Linked DNA regions of Homo sapiens: region 1 is linked to region 2. A link is a loop called in an ENCODE intact Hi-C map of the cell type or tissue named here. Cell type or tissue: mammary epithelial cell. All regions are shown on one strand. Links, peaks and the distances in the headings refer to the core of each region. The heading gives the core; the rest is flanking DNA.

Region 1 (8,340 bases), core at 193-8,192, 230 kb after region 2:
GAGAAAGAAGCTGTACGTTTTCTTTATGTTTTTATGACCAAAGCAGTTTCTTGTCAATACACGGGGTTCAGTATGACACAGAATCATGGACTTAACCCGTCATGTTCTGGTTTGAGATTTAGTGACAAATAGAGGTGGGAAGCTTATAATCTAATTTTAGGAGGACCAAATTCAGTGGATGGCAACTGGAACATTGATTGTAAGGCCAGTGAAGTTTTCACCCAACTGGAATTTGATGGAAAGAAGGTTTGTGTGTTTAAGACGCCAAGGGCATTGCAGAATCCCTCTCAGTGGACAGTATGCACTCAGCTGACCACTCTCTCTAGAAATAGTCAAGATATGAACTAAGAAATTTTAATGCAAATACATACATTCCTGAAAGACGGGGAATTAAATTACTAATTTTTTTTTTTTTTTAAATGATGACAGTGGTCCCAGAACTTGGAAAAGTTGTAGGGATTTCTAAACTCAAGCAGATTCGCAAGTGCTGTGCGCTTGTCAGACCATCAGACCAGGGCCAACCAATCAGAAGGCAACTTACTGTATAAATTATGCAGAGTTATTTTCCTATATCTCACAGTATTAAAAATAAATAATTAAAAATTAAGAATAAATAAACGAGTTGACCTCGGTCACAAAAGCAGTTTTACTATCGAATCAATCGCTGTTATTTTTTTTAATGTAATTTGTACATCTTTTTTCAATCTGTACATTTGGGCTGTCTGTATGTTTTTATAGCTGGTTTTTAAAAAGCATAATATGCCTATAGCTGAAAAGGAAACAGGGCTGTTTAAGTCACTGACTTATGAGAAAGCAAAGCACTGGTACAGTTATTTAACAGGCATACACAAGCAGGGAAAAGATAATCCATTTAGATCTTTAATGCTTTGGAAATGCGTGTAACAGTACTGCAATAATCACAGCTCTGGGAAAAACAACGAAACTTTCCCTTGTGGAGAGGAGGGATTTTCCTGCTCTATATAAGCAACATATTTTTAGACATTAAAATATATATAATTTTGCAGGTAATTGTTGACTTTTTTAACTATATTAAGTGTTAAGCTGACAACTGTCAAAGAAGACCATGTTGTAAAATAATTTGACTAAATAAATGGTTCCTTCTCTCAGTGCTGAGGACAGTTTTCTTATTTACCGCCCCCGTTAGGTCAAAGGGTTTTCCCTGGGGAACTTTCCTATTTACTTCTTGCACTATCAAGAATTTTTCGAATGTACCTACTGCAGTACAGCAGAAGGTAAAAAATCAGTGTGGTTTTTCATTGTTGTTGATGATGTTTGTAGTGTTTTTGTGTGTGTTATTTAAATCTTCCTCCAGCCTAAAAGGGTTTTATAAAACAGCAGCTAAGGCCATGGATAAACCTGTATGTAAGGACTGGAGCAAAGCGAGCTGGTCTATCCAGACTGGTCTGTGAGATTTAACTCTGCAGCCTCCCCTGGGCACTTCAGACCCAGACGGCCACCTTCTGCCACTCCAGCAAAGAATAAGCGCCCTGCTTCCTTCAGGTCTCAGACCAGGACTTTATGGCTCATGCAGATTTTTAAGGTCATTTTTCTTCCCAAGGAAGAAACTTGCCTCCAGTTCCTTCACTGTTAGGTAGCTTATTTTCATTTTCTCTATTTTACAATGAAAAGAGTGAGACCTGGGAAGTCCTTGATTTGCAAGGAATTAGACTCACAGCATTGGTAACCCTAGAACCTTCTTAGGGTAACACTAAGTACCTTCTAGACAACATGTCTACCTAAATGAAATGGGATGTGTTTCGGAACATTTGTCTCCAGTTTTTTTTTAATCTTGCACCCTGCCATTTAAAAAGATGTGTAAAGCACATATTCTCAACATATGCACATTGATTTATAAATCATATATACAAACTGTTACATTATTCTTCATATTAGAAAACAAATACAAAATAGAACATTTTAAATGGTGATATAAAAATAAATTGAAACTGAAATTCTACTCTTTTCCTCCTATTTTCTCTATATTGAATATCCTCTGCTATTAACTCTCAAAACAAAGATGTTGGTCTTTAGTGAAAAAAGTGTATGCATGTACTGGATTTCTAGTGACTTCCAAGAAAGGAGAAAATTAAAACTTGGTATTAGTGGCCCAAGCATAGAAAGAGGAATGATGAAGGCCAGGTATGTTTAAGAACAAACTAGCTGAATTCTTTGGCAGATCTCCATCTTAGCCACGCAATTTCCCCATCAATTTTGAAATCTGCAAAGTATTCATTAGGGAAAATGGAGGCATATATTTCTGAGTGCTGTAAGAAGATGCTCAGCCCATTAGTTCATTCTTTTAAAGGTTTTCTTTATGTGTCCTACTCAAACACTGGCTCAGGCTCATCTTCTCTACACAGTCATAGAGCTTTAGCCAAATCTCGCCCCCTGAATATGTTCCACAGTGATTTGTCCTATGCCTCAGAAGCTGGCCCACTGGCTGACAGGACTGGGGCACCATTTTCTCCTCATAAGCATTTGTACAGAGGGGGCACTGGCATTTATTCCCCTGCAATGCCCAGATTGAACGTTTGCTAGCTGGCTCCAGGGCATGCAGCGGACTAGTCCCAGAGGACAAACAGAATCTTTGCCCTCCTGTCTGCTAGTCCAGTCTTTTCCCTGCTGGATCATTCTGTGCCTGTGCCATGAGGTTTCTGCCATCTAACAAACAGTGCCAGCCAAGCAAAGCGGGCATGCAGGCCTGCAAGTGGTTCTCATGGAAGCTGTTCCTCCCCACAGTTTGGGACACTGACCAACAGTCCTTTAGCAGGAGGTCGTCTTAGTCCATTTGGTCTGCTATAACAAACTACCATAGACTGGGTGGCTCATAAAAACAGGACTTTATTTCTCACAGTTCTGGAGGCTGGGAAGTCCAAGATCAAGGTGCCAGCAGATTCAGTGTCTGGTGAGGGCCCTTGCCTTGGTTTATAGAGGGAACCTTCTCACTGTGTGCTGATATGGTGTAAGGAGCAAGGGAATGCTCTGGGGTCTCTTTCATAAGGGAATTAATCCCACTCTTGAGTGCTCCACCCTCATGCCCTAATCACCTCCAAATACCTTCACATTGGGGATTAGGTTTCAGCATATGAATTTGGGAGAAGGGACAGACACAGTCAGTCTATAGCAGAGGTCATCTTTTTTCAGTGTCGAAAAATGTTGTTGAGTCCCACACAAAGGAAGTTCTATTTTATTTTATTTTATTTTATTTTATTTTATTTTATTTTATTTTATTTTATTTCTGGAGATAGGGTATCTCTATGTTGCCCAGGCAGGTCTCAAACTCCTGGCTTCAAGCAATCCTTCCACCTCAACCTCCCAAAGTGTTGGGATTACTGGCGTGAGCCACCACACTGGGCCTATTTTCAATATCTGTTATTTTAAAACATTTTTAATAGTCAACAGCCACTAGAAAATGTAATGACACTTAAAAAGATTGTTATTTTACTTAACCAATAACATCTGCATGCAAGTGAGCGATGAACATACACAAAGGGAAATGGATTAAGAGGTTCTCAGATAAGGTTTGCTAGTTTAGACCAAATGAGATCAGGAGGTTCTAGAACACAAGGGAGGAAAGCAGCATCTGTCCACCCCAAGCCAAGTTACTGCCAACCCAAGGCAATGCTTAGTGGATAAATAAAAACCTGAACAAAATGCAGTACTTCATGTGAGAGGTGGTTTCTGTGGACTTGGATTCTTACCGTATTTCCTCTAATATCTGTTCATTACAAGCATCATGTAAACCTGTTGCCTTAAAAACTCTTGAAAAGGTGTCCTTTGGGGGAATGTGCTTGGGGGAAGCAACCCTTAAGCATGGCTGTCTGCTGCCCAGCCCCACTCCCACACCTTGCTCAGAAGTTCCTCCACCATCAACAGCACCACTGAGCTTGTGTCCAGAAGGCCCTCAGGGGGTCGAGGTAAGAGGATGCTTTGTATCAGTGGGGGCAGGGATGGGAGAGGTAATAAGAGCCGGGATGGGGGCCAGGGGAGTGACTGGGTTCTGGTGAGCATACAGAAGCTTTGCTGTTATTCAGGAAGGAATGCAGGTTTTGCAGAAAGCACATTGGGCATTTCATCACGTAGAAAGCTACTGAAACTGACACTACACGCCCTCAGCCAGGGAGTCCCGCTAAGGGATTATGAAAGGCAGGCTGATACCAAAACTACAAATCCCAGGCTCCCCCGGGGGATGGACACTTGTGAGAGGAAGTGGGTTAGCCAGTCAAACCTCCAGGGTTTCAGCCAGTTGAGAAAGGATAGGGAGGGAAGTTTTAAAAGGAATGTGGGCCCACAAGCCTGGGATCTGTCTCTCTCTCTCAGTCTGATGCGGCCTCCTGTCTAATTGTTTCAGTCTGTCCGAGCTGGTAAATCCCTAAGCACATAGTCAATTTACACTCAGCTTAAAAGCTCTAGAGGGAGACAGGAAAAATTTCCAGTGAGACCACTCACTCACCTACAACTGCTAGATTAACCTTCTGCATTTTAACTGAGTTAACTCATATGTTTTCTTAGTGGGAGGAAAGAGGCAATTTGAGTAGACAAATGAAAATGAATACAATGCCAGAAACCCTGGGTTCAAATGCTGGCCCTTCCACCTACTGGGTAACTTGTCTTCATCGATTAACTAGGACCTGAGTTATACCTCCTGCATGAGTTTCTGTGAGGCATCGGACGACAGTGTGGAAAACCCATTGTAGACTGCTGTACAGGAGGTTTATGGATAATCATCGTTGTCTGCTAGTATTGGCTAGTATTTTTCAAGAACATTCATTAAGTCCTTGGTAGCTGGTGGGCACCCTGTTTGGGGAGTTCAGTGCAGGGTCATTTTTGTTTTGTGGTCAGAAAGACATTTTCCAAATGGGTGCAAAGTAGAAATAAGTTGGGTTTTCCAGAGAGTCTTTGCATTTTCCCCATCCACGGCCCTCCCAGTGCCCCACTTGGGCTTTTGCCCTTCCTTGGCTCTATGTGTGCACCTAAAGCCAGGGGAGCGTGTGGCCAAGCTGCAGGATGTTGCAAATAAAATGAGATTTTATAAAGGAATGCTAAAAATGTGCTTTCACAGCAATGTTGGATGGGATTTTTCAATCGGCTAAGAAATAGAGGTTGGGAGCTGGGATTTTATGCCCGGCAAGCTCGGAGCTTGATTTTTCCATCTATAAAATGAGGATGATTTAATAACTGTACAAGAGTATCACTGGAGTTAAGTAAGATAGTGTACATAAAAATGCTCTGTATGTTGAAAAGAACTAGGAAACTGCAAGATTTCCTAGGTATTATTGCCAAGGTCTTACTGTCTTCATCGAGAGGCAACTCCTCTTTACCTTCAAAACTCTGTACAGGTCTCTGTTCCTCTCTGATCTAAGATAGAGTGAAGCCACACTATTCTATTCTATTCTATTCTGTATTGTGAATATACATTGTGATTTTTTAAAAAACTGTAAAATCTTGAAATAGTCACAAACTTCCAGAAAAGTTAGAACAGTACGACGAACAATTTTTAGTGAATCATTTAAGAGAAATTTGCCAACCATGCTTCATCAACCCCAAATGCTTAAGGGTATATTTCATTTAAACAACAACCTTTTCCTACATAGTCCAGTATAATCAAGAGAATCGAATAACTAATGCAAGCGGATTACTCCTATGTAATCCCGAGGCACCATGCACTGTTGGCTGATTGTCACCACTGCAGTCTTTTGGAGCAAAAGGTTCCCATTCTAAAACACTGATTGTGTATAGCTGTCATCTACCATTAGTCTCCCTCGGTCTTTCAGGTCTGTGACAATTTTGAATATGACAGGTCAGGTATTCTGTAGAATGTTCCCCAATTTGGGATTGCTGGTATCTCTTCGCGATTGGATTGAGCCAAGGCTTTTCTGAGAGGACCATCGCAGAAGTCATGCTGCCTTCCTCTCCTGTATTCCATTGCATGGTACATCATTTCAACGTATCCCGTTATTGATGAAGTTCACTCTTTGTTTAAGGTGGTGCCTCCCAGCCTTCTCCTTTGAAAAGTTATTCCTTTACCCTTTGTAATTAATAAGTATTTTGCGGAGGTTTACTTTCAAAATATGTAAATATCCCATTCAACATCAAATTGCAAAGTATTCATTCATTTATTTATATCTCTAAGACTCATGGCTCTCTATTTTATTGAGTGGATATGATCTGTTCTTTAATGATTACATTGTCCCAATGGAAGGATATTCACGCTGGCTTCTGTCTCCTTTGACATGTTCCCATCAGTCTTTAAGTGCTTCCTTACTTTCTCGCACAACAACTTATTTTGGAGTTTCTGCCCTAGCCCTGGAATTAGTCATCTCCTCATGGATTCCTAGTTCTTTTTAGTGGAAAATGCTATTTAGAACCCAATACCTGGGGGATAGATGTGCCAATTGCTAATGGGGTGTCCCTGCTCCCAGGCTCCCTCAGTGTACAGAGCCAGGCAATAGACGTAGATACATACATACACATATATTATGTATGTATGTATGTGACTATATGCACTCACGTACATACATACATATACAGTCATGCCTTCCTTAATAACGGGGATACATTCTGGAAAATGTGTCCTTAGGTGATTTTACAGTTGTGAATATCATAGAGTGTACTTCACACACCTAGATAGAACAGCCTATGACACACCTAGGCTACATGGTACAGCCTATTGCTCCGAGGCTACAAACATGCACGGCATGTTACTCTACTGAATACTGTAGGTGACTGTAATACAATGGGAAGTATTTGTGTATCTAAACATGGAAAAGGTACAGTAAAAATATGAGGATAAAAGTTAAAAAATGGTACACCTGTATAGGGCACTTACCATGAATGGAGCTTGCAGGACTGCAAATTAATCTAGGTGAGTCAGTGAGTGAGTGGTGAGTGAATGTGAAGGCCTAGGACATAACTGCACACCACTGCAGACTCTGTCAACATTGTACACTCAGGCTACGCTAAATCTACAAAACCTTTTCCTTTCTTCAATAATAAATTAACCTTAGCTTACCGTAATTCTTTATAAAGTTCTAAATTTTTTAACTCTTTTACTCTTTGGTAATAACATTTAACTTAAAACACAAACACATTGTACAGTATAAAAATATCTTCATATCCTTATTCTATACACTGTTTTTATTTAAAAAAATATTTCGTTTTACTCCTTGAAATTTTTGTTAGAAATGAAGACATGAATTCATATTTAGCCTATATCCTGCCTGAGGCTGTTTTACAGTTAACTTTCTAAACATGTAAGTAGGCATTATCTACGTATATCTAAAATCTATCATTCTAAAATAATGATAAAAATCTATCATTTTAAAGTAATGATACATAAACAGTAACATAGTTGTTTACTATCATTATCAAGAATTACGTACTCTACACCTGCTAGACTTTCATAGACCGTCAGGGAAGTAGGTTTGTTCACATCAGCGTCACCACAGACATGAAGATTGCATTGCACTTCCACAGGGCATGAGCACCGATGTCACTGGGTGATGGGAATTCTTCACCTCCTTTATAGCCTTGTGGCACCACCATTGCATATGGGGTCTTTCACGGACCTAAACATCTTTATGCAGTGCATGACTGTATATGCTTATACATTTATATCTATATTTATTTCTGCTATCTATATGACTATGCATATACATCTATTTCTGTATTTATTTCTACTACCTATCTATATTGAAACCCTGAGTTCACTCAGAAGCATTCATTTCTAATCCAACACTGGATGTTGATTCCCCTTTTGTGTCTGTAATTCCTTTATTTGACAGTGAAAAGAATGGTTTCCATTAGACATCCTATAAGCCCTTCCTTGTCAATCCTTCTGCATGCACCCGGTCTTCCATCTCTGCTGCACCCCTCACCTCCATGCAACGTGTTCATCTCCCTGCATTGGCCCTAAACTCCCATCCAGGCCACCCCACTGCATGGGCACCCTCCTCACCCCACCCCAGGCAGTGCCTCTGTGTGGATGTTGTTCTCACCCTGTTCAAGCTCTGATGCCCCAACCCAGGCAACGCCTCCACAGGCAAACCCTCCTCAACCAGCTGTAGCCCTGACAGCCAGGACAGGCTGCACGCCCTGCGTCCCATGCTCTCTTTACTCCACTTGGGCACTAACACTTCCCATCAGGACGCGCCACACGGAAGCCCTTCTCACCCCGTTCAGGCTCTGATATCACTACCCCCTGACACCTGCCTTGCTGTGCTGCACCCATGGCTCCTGCAGTCAAGACTTCAGTGGGAGGGGGAGGAAGAGGGAAGGAAGGGGAAGGAAGAAGGGAAGATGCGTGCTTACACATTTACA
Region 2 (8,340 bases), core at 59-8,058:
TGTTTGTTCATTTTTTTCATTTTTGCTTTTTCATTTGTTTTTGCTTTTTCTTTAGAGCAGTGCCTCCCAAACTGTAATGTGCATATGAATCACCCGGGGATCCTGTTACAATGCAGTCTGCTGCAGTAGGTCTGAGGTCTGGCCAGACATTCCACATTTCTAACAAGCTCCCACGTGGTGCTGATGCCGCAGGTCAGAGGACTTCACTGTGAGTAGCAAGGCAGCGCTGGACTAACTTGGTTGAACTCATGAGTGATTATAACAAGGTAGGTGTTTAGGAGGCAGAGCCCAAGGAGGAACAGGCAAGACTTCTGTGCCAAGGCTGAGCAGATGCTGGTAACCTCAGGTGCAATACAAACCCGGCTGGGGAGAATTGAGTAGCTCAGGACCTGTCAGTGTCTCAGGAGCCATATGCCAGATGCACATCTGCCAAGACTTCTTGCTTTTCCTAAGAAGACATGGTTCTAGTTATTTGGTCCCTTTTATCAAGAAACTGGCAATGGTGCTTTCTCCCATCAACAGAAGTCATTTGGATTAAGGATTACAAGAGGTGCCAAGAGATAATTTAAAAGAGTTATTTGCATTATATGTTTTTTTTTACAATTGTAAAAGACTCACATGTTTTGGAAACTTTTTGTACATTGTTTTGCAAACTTTTATGCATCTGGAATTATTTCAAAGTGAAAAGTTTTTTTTAAGTCTCTAAAAAGACTAAATCTCTTTTAAATCTCTAAAAAGACCAAAATTCTGGAGTTTTCTACCTTTCCACATCTCTTGAAAATTTATATATTTTTTCCTCCCCATTGAGAATATTTTCCTGACATTTGCACTAAATGTTTGTTGCTTACTCTCATGCTAGTAAGTACTACCCAGCCTGTTCCCTCTAAGTTCTGAAGGCAGCTCCAACACTTGATTACTGGAATATGAAATCTATCCTCTTTTGAAAAAAAGGCAGATCAGAAACATCCTTCCCTCACTGCTCTAGATACCATTTTTTTCTACCTGAACTCCCAAAGCATGTATAGGTTATACTACACTACTTAATAATTATATTGTCTTTCATTTTTATCCTCTTTTCTAGTAAAGATTATTGTGTTAATTTTAAAAATGGAGTTTACATATTGTTTCTTCTGTGTTTGGTATGGTCTCCAGCACAAGGCTGGGCATGGAGTAGAAATAAAACTGATATTTGTCAGGGAAGGGACTGACTTACTTACCCAGGAAACTAGGCCTGGGTAGTCTTTCTTCAAAGTCAGTATCTTCATAACAATGAATAAGTAATCCACAGATACCACTTCAGAAAACAGGCTTAATCCAGTGTTCTCCTAGATAAGCAAATCAGTCTAAGCAGAAAAATCTATCCTAAATTTGTGTAAATGTCTTAGAGTTACTTAGATTCCTATGACATGCAGTTCCAATCACAAGCTCTGGGTTCACATTCCATTGGCTCTAATCAGGGTCCACCATGAGTTAACACGGTCATATGACTGAGCCTCAGAGTCCCCACCTGGTAAATGGGGATGACGAGAGTGGAGTGCCCACCTCAAAACTTCATTGTAGATTAAATGAAGCAGTCCCTGCAAAGCACCTAGCAAGGATGTTGGAACATACCAAGTGCTCAGTAAACGTTAGGGCTGAGTATTCCTCCTTAGGTGAAATGAAGAAGAATGGATATGATAACTAGAAAATCATCTACATTAAAAGGTGGAGTTCAATAAGCTATACTTTCAGTACAGCAGGGATAAAGGAGATGAGGAAGCAAAAAGTAAGTTATGTCTTCACATCTAATTTTTCCCAGGATTGAAGAAACTTAAAAGATTTGCCTGAAATGCCACTAAATTGCTGCATACCACATTAATTTTGCTCAAATGCTAAATACTTTATCATTTCCATAATGAAGAAAGAAAGGGAGGAAAGGGAAGGAGGAGGGAAGAGGGAGAGAGAGAAGAAGAAGAAAGGAGGGGAGAGAAAAGAAAGAAAGAGGAAGAAAAAAGAGAAAAGAAAGAAAGAAAGAAAGAAAGAAAGAAAGAAAGAAAGAAAGAAAGAAAGGAAGGAAGGAAGGAAAGAAAGGAAAGAAAGAAGAAAGAAAGAAAAGAAAGAAAGAAAGAAAGAAAGAAAGAAAGAAAGAAAGAAAGAGAAAGAAAGAAAGGAAAGAAAGAAAGGAAGGAAGGAAGGAAAGAAAGAAGAAAGAAAGAAAAGAAAGAAAGAAAGAAAGAAAGAAAGAAAGAGAAAGAAAGAAAGAAAGAAGGAAGGAAAGAAAGAAAGAAAGAAAGAAAGAAAGAAAGAAAGAAAGAAAGAAAGAAAAAGAAAGGAGGGAGGGAGGAAAGAAAGAAGGAAAAGAAAAGAAAGATAGAAAGGGAGGGAAGGGAGGGAAGAAGGAAGGAAGGAAGCAAGGAAGGAAGGAAGCAAGGAAGGAAGGAAGGGTCCCAGCTCGTGGGACGTAATCATTCCCTTCTGCTGTTTGATGTGAACAGTTGGGAATTTTGAACTGGTAATTAGAAAATGATAGTCACTATGGAAAACAGATCTATTCACCAATAATTAAAATCACAAGGTACATCAGAACCTCAGTTATCAGTAAGAAATTCACCAGTGCAATCAAAGAGAGAAATCTGTTGATTATTTGTTTGCAGTGTTTTGCCTTCTGCCTCACCCTCCCCTAGGTGAGAGGACCTGCACCCACACACCCAGTTTGTTGAAGTATTACTTCAGACAGTCCTTGACCTCACTGGCACTCTGATTTTTCATAGCCCTATGCTGTTTACTTCTATTCTCTCATATTTGTAAACCAGGCGGGGCGCAAATGATTGCTCACCTTTTAGAGATGAAGGGAAGAAGGCACAGACACGTTCAATCCCTGTTCTCTGTTACAAAGCTAATCACTGACATAATCCAAGTGCACAGCCACTTTCCCTTCTCCGACCCAGCGCTGGTTCAAGTTCTGACCCCACTTGCCTTTGAACTCCATTATCGTCCGGGACCGGCCACTGGCCCAAGTCGGTGCTCTGGCCACAGACTGCCAGATGCCAAAGGATCCCACCCCTCTACCAGCTTCCCCCAGGCTCTGCCTCAGGACATCCTTTCACAGCCAGCAACTAGCACCTCCGTGTAAGGAGCCTGCCGGGCAAAGATGCCCCCTCCATAATTAGGCTCTCGGCTTGGCTTCCCACATCCTCAGCAGCGGAACCAGGACGGAAGAGGCTGCATGGATGCCTGAACTGTTTGTTATTTCACTATTGAGTTGGCAAGGATGGAAGTAGTTGATTTACAATTAGAAGCAGCATGCTTCTTCAAATATTAATATTAATAACTGCACTACTGAACACATGAAAAGACCTTTTCATCTTCAAAGCACTTTGCAGACATTAACCCATTAGCTCTCCCTTCCCTCCATTCAGGAACAACAGGTGAGCAAGACTCTCAACAGCAGCAGTGGCCACCCTGCAGCCCTTGTGCACAGCCCACGGCCCCTGAAGAAAAAGCGTTTTCTCTTTGGATAAAAATAGGCCACCAAACCCAAAACCACAACTGATGAAAGAGTTATAGTATCAGTAATTTTACAAATCAAATGGAGCTGATGGAGTTATCATTTTAGAATTGGTATTTCCTGCTGTTTAACAAATACTTTTTTCTCAGTTGCATGGCAGTGGTCTAAAGTAAGAAGGAAAATGGACTTGAGATTAAAAACAAAAACTTACCCAAAAGGTGATAAAGAAATCCTGCAATAGAATGCATTGATTTCAGTGACCCAGCACCCTTTTAAGTTTGCCTGAAGAAAATACTACTTTAAAAGTTGGTAACAGAGACCTTTAACGGTGGGTGAGGAGTCACATACAAAGTGTCACGGCCAGATAAAATCACCGGATGCAGAGGAATTGCCATCGACATCTCCTGCCACTGAGTCCAGCTCTACCGTGGGGACAAGAAATACCTCCCTAACTCTGAGACAACCGCGGCCCACACCCACACCATGTCTCAACAACAGACTTAGGAACTTGTAGATCTTTGGACAACTGCAGGTCAGTCCCAAGACAGAGAAAAACACCAAACAGGCTAGTTTGGCTAGCAAGATTCAAACCTGTAGCAATTTCCTCTCTATTAAAAGCAATTCATTAAACTACTAGCAGGAGAAAAAAGTAAAACAATAGATTTACTAGGAGTGAAAGAGAATAAAAAGAAATTTATATATTTAACTACAGCTTTATTTCTTTGGAAGTGCTCCAATTTGCAAAAAAAAAAAAAAAAAATCAGGGTTTCTGACAAGTAATCTACGGGTATCTAAAACGTGCATGGTTTTACTTTTGTGAAGCAGGGAACATTTTTAAAAACATAGTCTTGCTTTCAGACTATTCTGACGAGGTTAGGAAGTATTTTTGAAAATTGTTAAACAATTAAATGGGAATATAGAAAGACGTGAAAAGAGAAAGAGAAAACTCACTTGTATCCTGAATCTCCCTACCGACTTACTCTTTAATTCCACAGAAATTTTTTTAAAGCAGGAAAAGGAAAATGGACTGAAAAGTTTTAGGCAGAAACTGACACACACCTCACTTACTACTTTGCCGGAGAGCAGATCCTGAGTGAGCTTCCCTCAAAGTCTGTGGTCTCTTTCCAACTACCTGCGGGAATCCTCTGCTCCGTAGCTTAAGAGGATGCAAAGACCATAATGTTTCTAATAGAGCTGCCTCCTTAAATTGGGGGGTGTGGTCAAGCCAGGGAAAGCTGGAAAAAAGGCAGTCTTCCTCTTGCCCCTGGCACCAGGACAGCAGCCACTGGCACAGGCACAGCAGTCTAGGTGGAAAGCACTGTTGATTGACAGTGGTGGCACCAAATCACACATTATTTCGTATTCTTCAAATTGTGCTTCAGCTGAATATAACTCAGCCTTGGAGAGTAACAGGGAGGGAGATGAGCAAAAGGGAACTAGTTCAGTGGGATAACACTGTATCTCACCTCATCATTTGCTGATGCATTTACTCTCTGCTGAATATGTAAATATTCATGCTTCATGTTCCTTGACTTTCTCAATGGAGCCCCCATTAACCTAGGCAAGGTCTCAGGTGAGGGAAAGGGATTGCTTTAGAAACACAGGACGTCCACCACCCAGTCACCTGCTCAGGCTTCCCGTTTCTCTCTAATAACTTGATATGAAATGTGATATTTTCTAAAGAAAAGAAAATAATTTTGTGGAAGAGAGCTGACTGGATATGGACTTGGGATTTCTGAAAAGTAAAGCTAAAAATCCCCTTTTCATATAAGTCTGGTTTTAGGCAATCTCTAAAATAAGGATACTTTTAGCAGCCCTGACTCATGGTCCGTGGTGCAGGAATAAAAGGGCAGAAGTGTTCATACATTTCTCATTTAGGGAAAATGTAAACAATATGAAAATCTTACATCTGTCCTAAGTGAAAATACACAGCATCTTTTATTCACATATTCAGGACTATGGTAAGAATGTTACAGCATAATCTCATTTCTATGAATGGAGTTATTACAATTTTTTTTGAGAAGTCAGTATTTGGCTGCTTAATCTAAGACTTTTATCCTAAAAGATTCCATCTTCTTTGAGTAGGAGGTGGGAGTTAAGATTTGTCATAGTTGGCTTCTTTCTCTTTTTAATAAAGATACAAACTTAGAAAATCCTTGAAAATCTAATAACTGTCATTTGGAGCCATATCATCATCAGCCTTCATTGTATAAAGCTGGCAATGCAGTTAAGATGACATTGTAAGTAAAGCAAGATTTTACTGCTCATCTTCTGCCTTTGCACATTAACTTGGAAGTAAGGAAGAGGTAATGCTATTGGTTCACTTTAGTTTAATAAATTGCCTGTGCCAGGCACTGTTCTAGGCACTAGAAAGATAGCAAGTTTGCATTGTAGTGAGGAGACAGACACATAAATCAACGATCTCCCCCCAAAAATGTAATACATGCTACAAAAGAAGTCTATGAAGAGAGCTAGGGAAGCTTCAGCCTGCCCCTGTAACCCAGTCAATTTCAGCACACTGCCCCATTTAAAGAGCCCACGGTCAATTATACCAATCATAACTAATTACAACTGTATTCACTATGTTTGCAGGATAATTGAAAAAAACAAAGTTGAGAAGACTTGGATTCTTGCTCTATAAGGGTGTACAGTGTGGCTGTCAAGGGGTTCTGAAGTCTGGAGTTGTCTATGCTGAGTTTATATAGAAAGCAACTCTTCAGGACCTTAGCTCCCTCCTCTGACACGGCCTTTTACGGTGTGGAAGAACATAAACTAGAAATCTTAATAGTGCAAAATAAGCCACCACTGTCATAAATTGCCTAGAGAATGCCCAGGAAAACAGTAAGTTTTGTTTTAAACAGTATTTTCAAAAATATAACATTAGATGGGTATCCACATATAAGAGCATGACATTGGACTCCTACCTTACACCATACTCAAAAATTAACAAAAATCTATCAAAGATCTGAACATAAGAATGAAAATTATAAAATTCTTAGAAAAAATCAAAGAAGAAAACTTCATGACATTGGATTTAGCAATGATTTCCTGGGATATGACAGCTTATCCCAGGAAAAAAAACTTGGGCAACAAAAGAAAAAATAGATAAGTTGGACTTTATCAAAGTTTTAAAATGTTGTACATCAAGGGGCACTATTAAGACAGTGAAAGGGAAGTCCACAGAATGAGAAAAAAAATTGCAAATCACATATCTAATAAGGACTTAATACTCAAAATATATAAAGAACTCCTACAACTCAACAGCAACAACAACAAATAACCTGATCTAAAAGTGGACAAAAGACATGAGTAGACATTTCTCCAAAGATGCAGAAATGGCCAATAAACACACGAAAAGAAGGGCAACATCATTAATCATCAGAGAAATGCACATTCGAACCACAGTGAGGTACCTCTTCACATCTATTGGGGTTCCTATTATCAAAGAAACAGAAAATAATGGCAAGAATAAGGAGAAATAGGAATAAGGGTGTGTTGCTGCTGAGAATGTCAAATGGTGCAGCCACTGTAGAAAACAGTGTGGTAGTTCCTCAAAACAATTAAATATAAAATTACCATTTGATCTAGCAATTCAACCTCTACATATATAGCCACAAGCATTGAAAGAAGAACTCAAAAAGATGTCTGCACAATATTGTTCATAACAGCGTTATTCACAATAGCCAAAAGGTAGAAACACCCCAACTATTTATCCACAGATAAATGGATAAGCAAAATGTGGTATGTACAGAAAATGGAACATTATTCAGCCTTGAAAAAGAATGAAATTCCAATACATGCTACAGTATGATGAACCTTGAGGACATTATGCTAAATGAAATAAACCAAATACAGAAAAGACAAATATTGTGTAATTCTACCTGTATGAAGTACCTAGAATAGTAAAATTTATAGAGACAGAAAAAGGGATAGAAGTTAACACAGGTTGGAGAAAGGAGAATGGGGAATTCGTGTTTAATGGGGACAGAGCTTCGGTTGGGGATGATAAAAAAGGAATGGAGATGGATGTGGGTGATGGTTGCACAACATGTGACTGTACTTAATGCCCCTGAATTGTACACTTAAAAATTGTTCAGATGGTAAATTTTACGTTACATGTATTCTACCACAATAAAAGAATATGTTGTCCCGAGGGAAAAAAAAAATATATATATAGCATTAGAAGTCAGTAGGCTTCCGCAGAAGGAATGCTTTCTGATCCACATGGATAATATAGGACAAAAGAAAATGATGCTCTAGAAGAAGAAGGTATGAAATCCCTGGAGGATCCCTCCACTGCACGGTGGTGGCTCCCCAGCCCCTCCCTTATGCCGGCTCTTGAAGAGGGTGTAGTAATACCAGCCCAACTTCACAGGGTTGCTGAAATCACCATGCGATTAGATGACTGTGTAAACAGTAGAAGCAATGCTTTTCTTTCCCATGTCCATAGATAGCTCTATGAGGAAAGACCTCAATTGATAGGGCAATATGACCATTATGATTCTCAAGGAAAAAATTAAAACTCAGTGATCCAGGGACATGGGTACCTTTTGATCCCATGTAAAAGGGATATGCAAAATGAGTTGTTTGCTTCTTTGAAGGAGTATCTCTGTAGCCTCACCTAAACAATCGTAGTCTCAATATAGTTTGGATACAAGTGAGACAGAGCATGAAGGAATTTCTAGAATAGCTTTTCTTACTGTAAGGAAACCTTTTTCCTTTTCTCAGTATAACAAGTTACCTTGTAAGTTAGTATGTCTTAAGAGGAAAAATGGAAGTAAATTCCCAGAATCTTAGCTCTGCAAAGGTCTTCAACGCTCCCACCAGCAACCTTCCCTCACTGCCACCCCAAC

Evidence for each region. A loop is a pair of places that touch in the nucleus more often than their neighbours do. Peaks named below come from ENCODE experiments on the same cell type or tissue, not always from the same donor. Only the 100,000 strongest peaks of a DNase experiment are listed, where the experiment ranks them.
Region 1: it touches region 2 in a loop (10-fold over the local background); 3 of 110 quality-filtered maps call a loop at or near these places.

What each region holds. Positions count from the first base shown.
Region 1 is chr11:128,811,290-128,819,629 of GRCh38, forward strand. FLI1 (Fli-1 proto-oncogene, ETS transcription factor) reads left to right here. Exons shown (of 9, transcript NM_002017.5): 9 at 1-1,978. Among named protein-coding and RNA genes, the nearest start is that of KCNJ1, 52 kb to the right of the region's middle. RefSeq lists enhancers at 4,177-4,286, 8,073-8,340. In mammary epithelial cell, for the core only: no CTCF peak of the experiment used is centred there; a DNase peak (open chromatin) is centred at 4,192.
Region 2 is chr11:128,582,942-128,591,281 of GRCh38, forward strand. It overlaps ETS1 (ETS proto-oncogene 1, transcription factor), which reads right to left and starts at 4,617. Exons shown (of 10, transcript NM_001143820.2): 1 at 4,547-4,617. LOC105369565 (a long non-coding RNA gene) reads left to right here. Exons shown (of 5, transcript XR_948163.3): 3 at 56-266; 4 at 3,399-4,019; 5 at 6,080-6,718. RefSeq lists enhancers at 1-174, 175-891 and a silencer at 4,570-4,776. In mammary epithelial cell, for the core only: no CTCF peak of the experiment used is centred there; no DNase peak of the experiment used is centred there; H3K4me3 peaks cover 251 bases.